Linked DNA regions of Homo sapiens: all the other regions are linked to region 2. Evidence: chromatin contacts called from ENCODE Hi-C or POLR2A ChIA-PET data. All regions are on one chromosome and are shown on one strand. The core of a region is the stretch at or near the end of the contact, and the rest is flanking DNA. Distances in the headings are between cores, read along the strand shown.

Region 1 (2,700 bases), core at 89-2,588, 580 kb before region 2:
ATTTTTAGTACAGATGGGGTTTCTCCATGTTGGTCAGGCTGGTCTCGAACTCCTGACCTCAGGTGATCCGTCTGCCTCGGCCTCCCAAAGTGCTAGGATTCCAGGCATGAGCTTCCGCGCCCGGCCGCTAATTTTTGTATTTTTAGTAGAGATGGGGTTTCACCATTTTGGCCAGGCTGGTCTCGAACTCCTGACCTCAGGTTATCCACCCGCCTCGGCCTCCCAAAGTGCTGGAATTACAGGTGTGAACCACTGTGCCCAGCCTAATTTTGTATTTTTGGTAGAGATGGGGTTGCACCATGGTGGCCAGGCTGGTGTCAAACTCCTGACCTCAGATGACCTGCCTGCTTAGGCCTCCCAAAGCGCTGGGATTACAGTGTGAGACACTGTGCCCAGCCCCAGCTAATTTTTAAACATTTTTTAGAGACAGTCTCCCTGTGTTGCCCAGGCTGGTCTCAAACTCCTGGGCTCAAGTGATCCTCCCACCTTGGCCTCCCAAAGTGTTGGTATTACAGACATGAGTCACCCTGCACCTGGCAGACATTTTTTTTTTTTTTTTTAAATCAGGAAGTTTTAATGATACAGAAAGATGCTGGTTCCCTTCACATCAGTTGTTTCAGTTTTTTGTGAGTCTAGCTTCCTCTATGCATCCCATCATAGAGTCCCTTGCGGGGCAGAGCACACGTCCTGGGAAGCTGACATAGGATAGATCTACTCTTCCACCAAATAAAGTGTTTGTATGCTTTACAACATTTGCCTAAATTCTCTGTATTAAAAATAATTTTGTACGTCAGGTGCTGTGACTCACACCTGTAATCCCAACACTTTGGGAGGCTGAGGTGGGTGGATCACTTGAGGTCAGGAGTTCGAGATTAGCCTGGCCAACATGGTGAAACCCCGTCTCTACTAAAAATACAAATATTAGCCAGGTGTGGTGGTGTGTGCCTGTAATCCCAGCTACTCGGGAAGCTGAAGCAGGAGAATCGCTTGAGCCCAGGAGGCAGAGGTTGCGGTGAGCAACTATCTTGCCACTGCATTCCAGCCTGGGTGACAGAGTGAGACTCGGTCTCAAAAAAAAAAGAAAAAAGAAAAAAAGAAAAAAAAATCTTTATTTCTTTGCATGATGTGTAATGCAGTAACATTACAATTTCTCTTTTTTGAAGACATTGTATCTCAGTTTGGAATGGAAACTGTTATCTTACACACAGCACTGATGCTAAAGAAAAGAATTGTGGTGTATCACCCCAAGATAGAAGCGGTCCAGGAGTTCACCAGGTATCACCTCTAATTATAAAAAAGTGTTAACTTTGTTGGCAGACAGTTCGCAGCACTAGATGTTACTGTGTGCTCTGCTGTGTTGCACATTTGCTATAAATAGCATGTGGTGAAATACCACCTTTGGTCTGAAGTTTCTGTTTAGCTCTAGTAGTTCAAGGTTACTGATTTGGACTATTTATGACTATTTTAGAGCAGGGGATTAGCAAACTTTTCCTTGCCAGACAGTAAATATTTTAGGTTTGTGAGCCATATGGTCACTGCCCCAACTACTCAACTGCCTAGGTAGCACAAAAGCAACCATGGAGGACACGTACATAAATGACTCAGCATGGCTGTGGTCAATGAAATTTTATTTTCAAGGACAGGCAGCTAGGCTGTGGGCCATAGTTTGCTGACCCGTTTCAGGTAAATTGTTCCTTCTGTTCAGTTTTATCAAAGACTCTTTTTTTTTTCTTGTTTTAATTAAAAAGTTTTAGAGCAGGACAAAGACTCTTACTTTGATAGTACATATAGATTTTTTAAATTTTATTTTCATTTTTAGTAGAGATGGGGTCTTGCTGTGTTGCCCAGGGTGGTCTCAAACTCATAGGCTCCAGTGATCCTCATGCCTTGGCCTCCCAAAGTGCTGGAATTACGGGTGTGAGCCACTGTGCCCGGCCAAAATAAATGTAGATTTTGTTGTTGTTAATAATTTTTTTGCCAGGAGGGTCAGTTCAGGGCCAGGAGGTGCCTGCCAGGCCCTGTCCCCTCTAACAGCTCCCCCACCTGCCATACAGATTTTTAAAGATTTTTTGTTTACTAAATCTAACTTGTTATTAGGTCCTTTTAAATTTTTTTCATTTTTATTTTTTTTATATTTTTTGTCGAGATGGGGTTTCTGGGGTCTCACTATGTTGGCCAGGCTGGTCTCGATGTCCTAGGCTCAAGTGATTCTCCTGCCTCCGTTGAGATGATTACAGACATGAACCACCACACCCAGCCATTAGGTCCTTTTTTTTTTTTTTTTTTTTTTGGAGGCAGAATCTCTCGCTTTGTCACCAGGCTGGAGTGGTACAGTGGCGCGATCTTGGCTCACTGCAACATCCACCTCCCGTGTTCAAGTAATTCTCCTGCCTCAGCCTCCCGAGTAGCTGAGACTACAGGTGCGCACCACCACGCCCAGCTAATTTTTGTATTTTTAGTAGAGATGGGGTTTCACCATGTTGGCCAAGATGGTCTCGATCTCTTGACCTCGTAATCTGCCCGTCTCGGCCTCCTGAAGTGCTGGGATTACAGGCATGAGCCACTGTGCCCGGCCAGGTCCTTCTTTAAAAGCAAGAGGACTTAGCATTCGTGTTGGGTTTACTGTATGTCAGGCATTTTGTAAGATACCTTAAATTATTAAATTTACTCATAACAAGAACCCTGCAAGGAAGTATTTTT
Region 2 (2,700 bases), core at 94-2,593:
TAATCATGAGTCTTAGAGGTGGGAAGAACATCTAGAGAGAGCTTATTCAGAAAGACATTCTGGGCTATTTCAACAGTAAAGATGATGCTATCTCCATTTTTGGGGGGAGAGTCATGGCCTTTGGTAGTTTTGAGTGTATTTACCACTAGGTAGTAATATCTTGTTTTCAAACTGATTATTGCTGACTGAATCATGTCCCCTTAAAGATATGCTCAAGTCCTAATCCCCGGTACCTATGAATGTGAGTTTATTTGGACATACATCCTTTGTAGATCTAAAAAAGTTAAGATGAGGTTTTACTGGAACACTAGTTCAATGACTGGTACCTTTATAAGAAGAGAAAAATTTGAACACTGATACAGACACACAGGGAGAGTGCCGTGTGACAAATGAGACAGAAATTGGAGTGATATATCTACAAGCCAAGGAACACCAAGAATTGCAGGCAGCCTGCGGAAGCTGGAAAAGGCAAGGAAGGATTCTCCCTTGGCGCCTTCAGAGGGAGCCTGGCCCAGCCAACACCTTGATTTTGGATTTCTAGCCTCCAGAATTGTGAGAAAATACACTTCTGTTGTTTACTGCCACCCACTTTATGGTCATTTGTTACAGCAGCCCTAGAAAACCAATACACTGACCAAATGACCACATCTCTTTGTCCCCTCTCTTATTTTATTTATTAATTCACTTATGTTTTATAGAGATGGGGTCTCACTATGTTGCCAAAGCTGGTCTCAAACTCCTGGGCTCAAGAAATCCTCCCACCTTAGCCTCCCAAAGTGCTGGAATTACAGGCATGAGCCACTGTGCCCAGCCCCCTCTCTTATTGTAATCAGTAGATTAATCCTGGTTCTCAATAGCCTTGAGGTTTCTGATGGAAATTTTAATATAATTATTAACATATTCTTTGTTTTTGAGACGGAGTCTTGCACTGCTGCCCAGGCTGGAGTGCAGCGGCACGATCTCGGCTCACTGCAAGGTCTGCCTGTTGGGTTCACGCCATTCTCCTGCCTCAGCCTCCCCAGTAGCTGGGACTACAGGTGCCCGCCACCATGCCTGGCTGATTTTTTATATTTTTAGTAGAGACGGTGTTTCACTGTGTTAGCCAGGATGGTCTCTATCTCCTGACCTCGTGATCCACCTGCCCTGGCCTCCCAAAGTGCTGGGATTACAGACGTGAGCCACCACGCCCTGCCAACATATTCTATTTTTACATTAAAATAATATATATTTGGATTGGGGAAACCTTCTGATGACTGAGTTGGTAAGCTCCTAGGAAAGACAGAAACTCACTCTGTAGGCCCCATCCTGCACAGCTAGTAGATGCTGCAGGGAGAACTGGGCATCCCCCAATGATGTGATGCTTCAGTTTCAACATCTGTAAACGCTGCTGATATTTCCTTCCTGCTACTTCAGAATAAAAATACGTCTTTAAAGTATTTTGAGCTCTATGGAGCCTGCTGTAGAAATTTAGAGGTAGCATGATAATCATCCTTCATCTTCGTTTTTTTTTTTTTTTTGAGTCTTGCTCTGTCGCCCAGGAGGCTGCTTTTTTTTTTTTTTTTTTTTTTTGACTGACCTTCCCTTCTTCTGAACTTGTTATTCACATCTTGTCCTCAAGACATTTTCTCCTTGGTACCGAGCAATAATTTTTGTTCTGATGTCATTGGTGATTCCGCACCTATGGAAAGCTGTTATTTTCCATTCTATCAGGAACTCAGGTATTTATTTCAATCTGTTCGTAGCAGAGAAGAATATTTCTGTTGAATGTATTCCTGTTCTTGTCAGGTTGTAAAGATGAGTAGAATGGGATGCCTCCCTAGCGCTGTGAGTTGTTGTTGTTGTTTGTAATATGTGAAATTGATGTAAACCCTCCTGACTTCAAGTTTTCGAAACCTCCCACTACTGCAATGAGTCAGATAGAACCAGGAACTGACACTAAGCTGATGACCCGAAAAGGGATCCATTGCTGAATTACACCATCATTAGTGAGAAGCTCCTGATCTCCTACTTTCTAACTCCAAGAAAGGTTCTATTTGTCGGTTGAAAGAGAAACTCAGCCACAGGTGGTGGGGTACGTCTATAATTCCAGCACTTTCGGAGGCTGAGGCAGAAGGATCACTTGAGGCCCGGAGTTCAAGAGCAGCCTGGGCAACAGAGTGAGACCCTGTCTTTACAAAAATAGATAGGGATATTTTTGTATGCTTCCTTTCTGGCTCCAGTATAACCTTCTTCTAGAGCTTCTTTGTCCTCAAACCTTAAGGAAAATATGAATAGCTATTCGGTTTTGTTTTTCAGTGTGTACAACCTTTGGGCTCTTATTCTGTCTGCAAAATTTAGACGTTTTTGTTGCTCATTGCTCACCTTCTTAATTTTTTTTTGTTTTTGTTTTTGTTTTGTGAGATGGAGTCTTGCTCTGTCGCCCAGGCTGGAGTGCAATGGCGCAATCTTGGCTCACTGCAACCTCTGCCTCCTGGGCTCAAGTGATTCTCCTGCCTCGGCCTCTCAAGCAGCTGGGATTACAAGGTGCCTCCCACTCAGCTAATTTTTGTGTTTTTGGTAGAGATAGGGTTTCACCATGTTGGCCAGGCTGGTCTCGAACTCCTGTGATCCACCCACCTTGGCCTCCCAAAGTGCTGGGACTACAGGCGTGAGCCACTGCACCCAGCCACCTTCTTAATATTTTTAAGAGGAAGATACTTT
Region 3 (2,700 bases), core at 61-2,560, 540 kb before region 2:
CAAGGCAACACAGCCAGGAAATGATTCAGAAGTCTGTGCCCTTAACCTCTCAGTATCAAATTGCCCTTGAGGGTTAAAATCCCAGACTTTGGGGGTTCAAATGGTCTTACGTTCATATCTCACATACGACCTCGAAGCAATGGCCTAGAATATCTCAAGAGTCTGTGGCCTCACTCTCTGCTTGCTATAAGGCTTCACTCCAGTGACAAAGGATGGACGCCCCATTAAGGGCTCAATGGTGCAGCTGGGGTCACACTGGGGAAAAAGAGGTTTGCTCCAGCAAACTCTAAACTTTGTAGTGGTTCTGGCTTTAAGCCTTGGCTCTGCTGGAGCAACCTGAGCTCACCGCCCCTTCTCAATTTCCCCACCTAAAAAAAAAACAGGGCTGGACCCCACTTTAGGAGAGGCCTCAAAGAGAACCCCCTAAAGCCCTGCTCTCCAATTCGCCACATGCGGCTGAACCCAGATGTGCTGTGAAGGTAACAGACGCCGGATTTGGAACACTCTGTACCAAAAAAGCGAGTAAAATATCTCAGCAATGTTTTTTACTGATTACATGTTGAAATGTTAATATTTTGCACCTGCTAGGCTAAATGTACTGTATTGTTAAAAATTTCAGCTGTTTTTATCTTGTTTAATGTGGCTACTAGAAAATGTTTAATTACCTGTAAGGCTCACATCATATTTCTATTGGACGGTGCTGCCCTAGACGCTGCAGGGAGATAAGTCCTGCTTATGTCCTGCCCAAGGGTGGCTTCCCAAAGCCTCGGGGGTCTCACCGAAAGTGGCTGAGCTTACCAAGGTGCGAGAGCCTGTTTCTCCCCAATCTGCTGCTCAGCCACAGCTCAGGCAGTAGGGAGCAGCCACCTGCGCGGACTGGGCCCCTCCGAGAGGGCAATCTGGAGGGTGACGTTGTGGTCGTGGGCATCTGGCAGCTTCGATTTCCCCTGCGTCCCCTGCCGCGCCCTAAGGGGTGAAGGCCGGTGGTGCGCGTTCCCGGCACAACTCCGAGAGGAGGAAACGGAGACAGGGGGCGCCCACGTGGCCTGGCCAAGGTCACCCGGGTCAGCCCGACTCCACGCGGCCCGGCCCGCCCCCTCCCTGCCCCTAGTCGCGCCGGGCCCGGGCCGTACTTGGCGCTCGGTGATCCAGAAGCGCACGTTGGGCTCAATGAAGGCGGGGACGGCGTCTCTGCGTCCTAGGAGCCGCCCAGGTTGCGTTTCCTCCTCCTGTTCCAGGGACATTTTGCGCTGGTTAGAGTGGCCGCCGCCGCCAGGCCGCGCGTGGAGGAGGAGCCGGGCGGCGAGCCCCGCCCCGGGCCGCGCGCACCCGCAGTTCCCGCCCCAGGCCCGCGCGCCCGACGTCCCGTGTCACAGCGCCTCGGGGCCCTTGCGCGCCCACTGTTCCGGCGAGCGCAGCTCTCCCACGGGCCACGTCCTCCCAACCCTGCTTGCCCTGCTCCGCACCTTTGGGGAGCCGGGCCGTCTCCAGGCCCCAAGGGGTCACTATCGGAACCCGTCATCACAGTACCTAATGCGAAGACCCGGAAAGGTTGTGAGTGAGGCCGTCCGCAACCTCACCCTGCGCTTCTGCCGCGCCCTACCCCTGGTCATTACCCTCGAAAATCCCTCCGATGGCCCACGAATTCCAGTGTGCATGGTGTTGCGCAGTCAGGCCGGCTGCATCATGGTCTCAGCCCAGGGAAAATGTCAAATGCGGTGCCCCTTATTCATGTTACTGAGAATTTCAAGAGAGTAACACCAGAGCATCAAACCAAGTATAGGGCCCTGGGCACAGTGCACTATCCCTCAGCCCAACAGGTTGTTTTTTTTTTTCTTCCAGTGTTGGGGCAAATCCAGTTCCTTTTGTTGACTACCAAATAGGTACCATTTGTAAAGAAAAACCTGCCTTCCCTTCCTCCTCCCACCTGCCCTTCCCCAGCACAGGGCCAGGCGGGGGCTGTGTGCACTTAAATTCACGGAAGCCACAAGTGTGCCTAGGTCGTTCAGGGGGCCTCCGGAGTCCAGGACTGGGGGACCCAGCACATCATCTAGTTGTGTGACCCTCGCCAAGTCAGTATCTCGAAGTCTATTTTCCCATCCGCAAAATGAGGATAACAATTGTACCTATCTCAGGGTTTTGTTTCTGATCAAAGGAGATAAAACATCCCTAACACAGCACTGAGCCCTCAGAAGTGCTCAGTATTGGCCATTAACCTCCAGCGGGCCAATTCCTTCCCTTGCCCTGCGCCTCCAGGAACAGGAAATTGGCTCATGGCGTCCTTCAGGCCTGTATGACTCTGCTTCTGTATTTGCTCAGTTTGCCTAGCTCACTTTTCTTAACCTCCAGGGGTTTATCTCCTCTTCCAGGAAGCCTTCCCTGACCCTCCGAGTTGAGTAAGGTGCCCCCTCCACTTCTACCCTTATGCCGCAGAAATCCATCTAAGCACCAGTGCAGTATGTAGCGTGCTGTTCTATTCTGTTGTCTCTACCCTCCAGGATGTCACAAAGCCAGCCCGCTGGCCTGCTTCCCCACTTTGGACTGCTATGTCGTCTTAACAAAGGAGCCAGAGTGATTCTCTTAGAACAAGTTGATGTCACTCTTCTTTTCAAATCCTTCCTGACATTCCCCACCCCAGAACAGAACCTAAAGTCCTTGGCCTGGCCAAAAGGCACTCTGGGACCCCCACCACAGCCATAG
Region 4 (2,700 bases), core at 97-2,596, 900 kb after region 2:
GGCACAAGTGGGAAAATGCTTCCCATTCTCGTTCTTTTTCTCTCTCATTCACTTATGTCCCCATATCTGTAGTCAGGCATTTGTGGTATAAATAGCTTGGTTAGGAGTAGAGTGGGTAGCCATGAGCAGGGTGTGGAAGTTAAAATGGCACCTTTGCCAATTCCAGCCAAGCCTATGGCCAACAGCCAGGCCTGGCCTCTTCCACTTGACACTGGCCTGCTGGTGAGACTCACAAGACCTCCTTGCTTTGTAAACATCATCCAAAATTCTTCCATCAGTTGACATCACCATCTAGTGGGGTCTTCTCTCATGGGAACTTCTGCTCAGAGAGCGAATTGCTATGAGTCAGTAGGAATGACTAACAGAGATTCCAGAGAGAAGACACTGCCAGTTCATGGCCTCTTAAAGAAATGAATACATCAGTTAAAAGGCTCTTGTCTGCTGTCTATGACTTTCAGAACAACTTCTCCCAGTTGTCTGACATTGAGAGTAATGGAACCCTTGGGAGAAGTATCAACGTAATTAACAAACTTAGACATAATGATCCCTGATACTTTTAACAAAACATAAAATAACCAAGAAATGTCTACCACTTTATAAGTTCACATTGGAAACACACCTGATATAAATAATGAGTCAGAACAGTGGTTTCACTATTAAAAGTCAGCAGGTTTCATTATTAAAAGTCAGCCAAGAAAACGTGAAAACTTACAGGCTGAAAGAATAATTAAAGGCGATCACTATAGATTTTAAGCATTATTAGTTCTCAAAACTTCTGACTGGCTGATGATGAAGACAAATTCATTCTAATTGTCCTTGATAATTTCATGCTTTTAAAATCTCATGGCAAGACCAACTTGGGAGCCATAGTCCTCAACAGTGGGCATGGTCAGAATGATGGCTGGTAAGAGCAGAGCCCTAATCCATGACAGAATCTGTTAGCCTGCATGGATACAAGTGGGATGATGACTAATGAAGCCACTATTTAGCATTGTATCTAGGATTTCCTTGCCATCTGTAAACCGTGACCCCTCCCTTCAGGCAGTTTTTTAACCTGAGGTGGTTACCTGTTTTTGTTTGCTGTCCTACACTCCTGGCCCCTTGATAGAATTCAACTCTTCTTTGATAACGATTCAGTCTTCCCCTGTTCAAGTGATCAATGTGGGGCTGACCCCACCTCAGCTTCAGAGATGAGCATGTGACCCTGCCTGGCCAATGAGAATACCATATCTCTCTGACCATAGTGATTGGTTAAGGGATGAACATGTGGCCCACAGCTGACCAATCAGAGCTACTGAGACTCAGTTCTATGGTTTCAATGGAAACCACTGAAAAAGAGAAACTCTCTTTTGGCTAGAGTTGCTGTGAGGATGGAATGGGGAACCTGGACAGCTCCAGCAATCTTACTGCAGAAGGTGCTTCTGGGTGGATCCCAGGCAGAGGAATCAGAGGCAAAACATGGAGGGAGTGAACTCCTGAAATCACTTGGGTTCTGAATCCAGCCAAGCCCGAAACCAGCCCTGCCCTGGGCTTTTCAGGTACTTGAGCCAATGCATTCTCTTTTCCTCTTCATCAAGGTTTGTTTAGAGTTTGCATCCCACGTGACTGAACAGAATGGACATTGCTCTTAGCAAGGGACAGTAACCATGAGTCCAAGTCCTGAAACAGAGATGGGGTCCCCTTCCTCCCTTCTCACTGGTTTCCTTCCTCCTGAGTGGGGTCTATCTGAGCCTGGCATTTCCTTCGTGACAGTTTCATTTGCTCCTGGACGGTTCCCTTGCTCACCATCAGCCCTCGGGCCAGCTCTAACACTCAGTTTGTCCAGATAATGTTAGGAACCTGTAAAGAGGAACTCTATGTTGTTCAACTTTTTCTCTCATTAGCACACTGTTTTTCTGTCCCGGGTGATGCAGGCTGAATGCAAAGCAGCAAGATGTGCTGGTTTGAATTCCGTGGCCTTCCTTCATCAGCCTGAGTGTTTGTGTACACACAGCTGGGCTGCAACGTCAGTTTCTGTCTGATGGCTCAGAGCCACAATTTTACCCTGTTATTGATGCCCATTATGTCATTTTAGAAAATGTAGGGATGTGGCTGTCCAACTTATCTGAATATCTGTATATAAATAAATAAATGTACATTTAAATCCATCCTAACTTTGACGTGATCTGAGGGAAAAATGAGGTCTTTGTGTTTTCCCATAGAAATAAGAAGAAAGTAGGTTAATAAACCATCAGTATCACAAGCAATAATGCAACACATGAAATATCATTTGCAAATTATTTTTGCAATTACAATGTTGGTTTTCCATGAAGAGTTGTAGCAGCTGCCTCCTCTCTCAAATAACATATTCACCTGTGGACAGATGGGGAATTGCTAAGATCCCAGCTTATGTTTGTGAAAAGAGAAGCACCACAGTTTAGTGAGCAAGGAGGTTACTAAGCTTGGTGTGCACTCAAAGGCCATGTCTGCACTGTGTGTGATGAAGTGGAGGCTTTGGATACCCATCAGCAAGTTTTATGTTAATAAAATATTTTTTCTTCTATCAAATGCTAAGACCAAAAAGTTTGTCATCTGAATGTAATCGCGTAATTGTCTTGACTCTCAGCTCCATTTTGTGCTCAGAAGAAAGCAGTTGTGTCACGAAATGGAAAGATGAGGTCTAGGTTCAGTAGACCAGTATTGGCATTCTGGGAAAAATAA

What was found. Hi-C counts contacts between places; a loop is a spot of excess contacts on that map. ChIA-PET counts read pairs that join two places held with the same protein, here RNA polymerase II (POLR2A). Pooled maps may share reads with other maps.
Region 1: a map with no recorded cell type shows a loop between it and region 2 (29-fold over the local background). The contact joins two enhancer-like sites. A Hi-C loop is called at or near these places in 8 of 37 single-sample maps with no recorded cell type and 7 of 50 pooled maps. POLR2A ChIA-PET finds 5 or more read pairs at or near these places in 1 of 52 experiments (GM12878).
Region 3: a map with no recorded cell type shows a loop between it and region 2 (11-fold over the local background). The contact joins the promoter of SFXN4 here to the enhancer-like site in region 2. A Hi-C loop is called at or near these places in 3 of 37 single-sample maps with no recorded cell type and 6 of 50 pooled maps.
Region 4: a pooled map shows a loop between it and region 2 (30-fold over the local background). The contact joins the promoter of LINC02930 here to the enhancer-like site in region 2. A Hi-C loop is called at or near these places in 20 of 37 single-sample maps with no recorded cell type and 4 of 50 pooled maps.

What each region holds. Positions count from the first base shown.
Region 1 is chr10:119,119,178-119,121,877 of GRCh38, forward strand. DENND10 (DENN domain containing 10) reads left to right here. Exons shown (of 9, transcript NM_207009.4): 5 at 1,164-1,275. Among named protein-coding and RNA genes, the nearest start is that of DENND10, 16 kb to the left of the region's middle. RefSeq lists an enhancer at 1,380-1,674. Within about 2 kb of position 1,339, at least 7 of the 41 ENCODE cell types and tissues checked have a DNase peak (open chromatin) inside an H3K27ac peak, as active enhancers do; they include GM12878, where a contact is called at or near this core.
Region 2 is chr10:119,702,753-119,705,452 of GRCh38, forward strand. No RefSeq gene overlaps it. Among named protein-coding and RNA genes, the nearest start is that of INPP5F, 22 kb to the right of the region's middle. RefSeq lists enhancers at 1,186-1,235, 1,246-1,295, 1,926-2,205. Within about 2 kb of position 1,344, at least 6 of the 41 ENCODE cell types and tissues checked have a DNase peak (open chromatin) inside an H3K27ac peak, as active enhancers do; they include GM12878, where a contact is called at or near this core.
Region 3 is chr10:119,164,404-119,167,103 of GRCh38, forward strand. SFXN4 (sideroflexin 4) reads right to left here and starts at 1,311. Exons shown (of 14, transcript NM_213649.2): 1 at 1,134-1,311. The coding sequence starts at 1,244. RefSeq lists silencers at 762-948, 990-1,459.
Region 4 is chr10:120,607,236-120,609,935 of GRCh38, forward strand. It overlaps LINC02930 (long intergenic non-protein coding RNA 2930), which reads left to right and starts at 1,347. Exons shown (of 5, transcript XR_002957103.2): 1 at 1,347-1,538.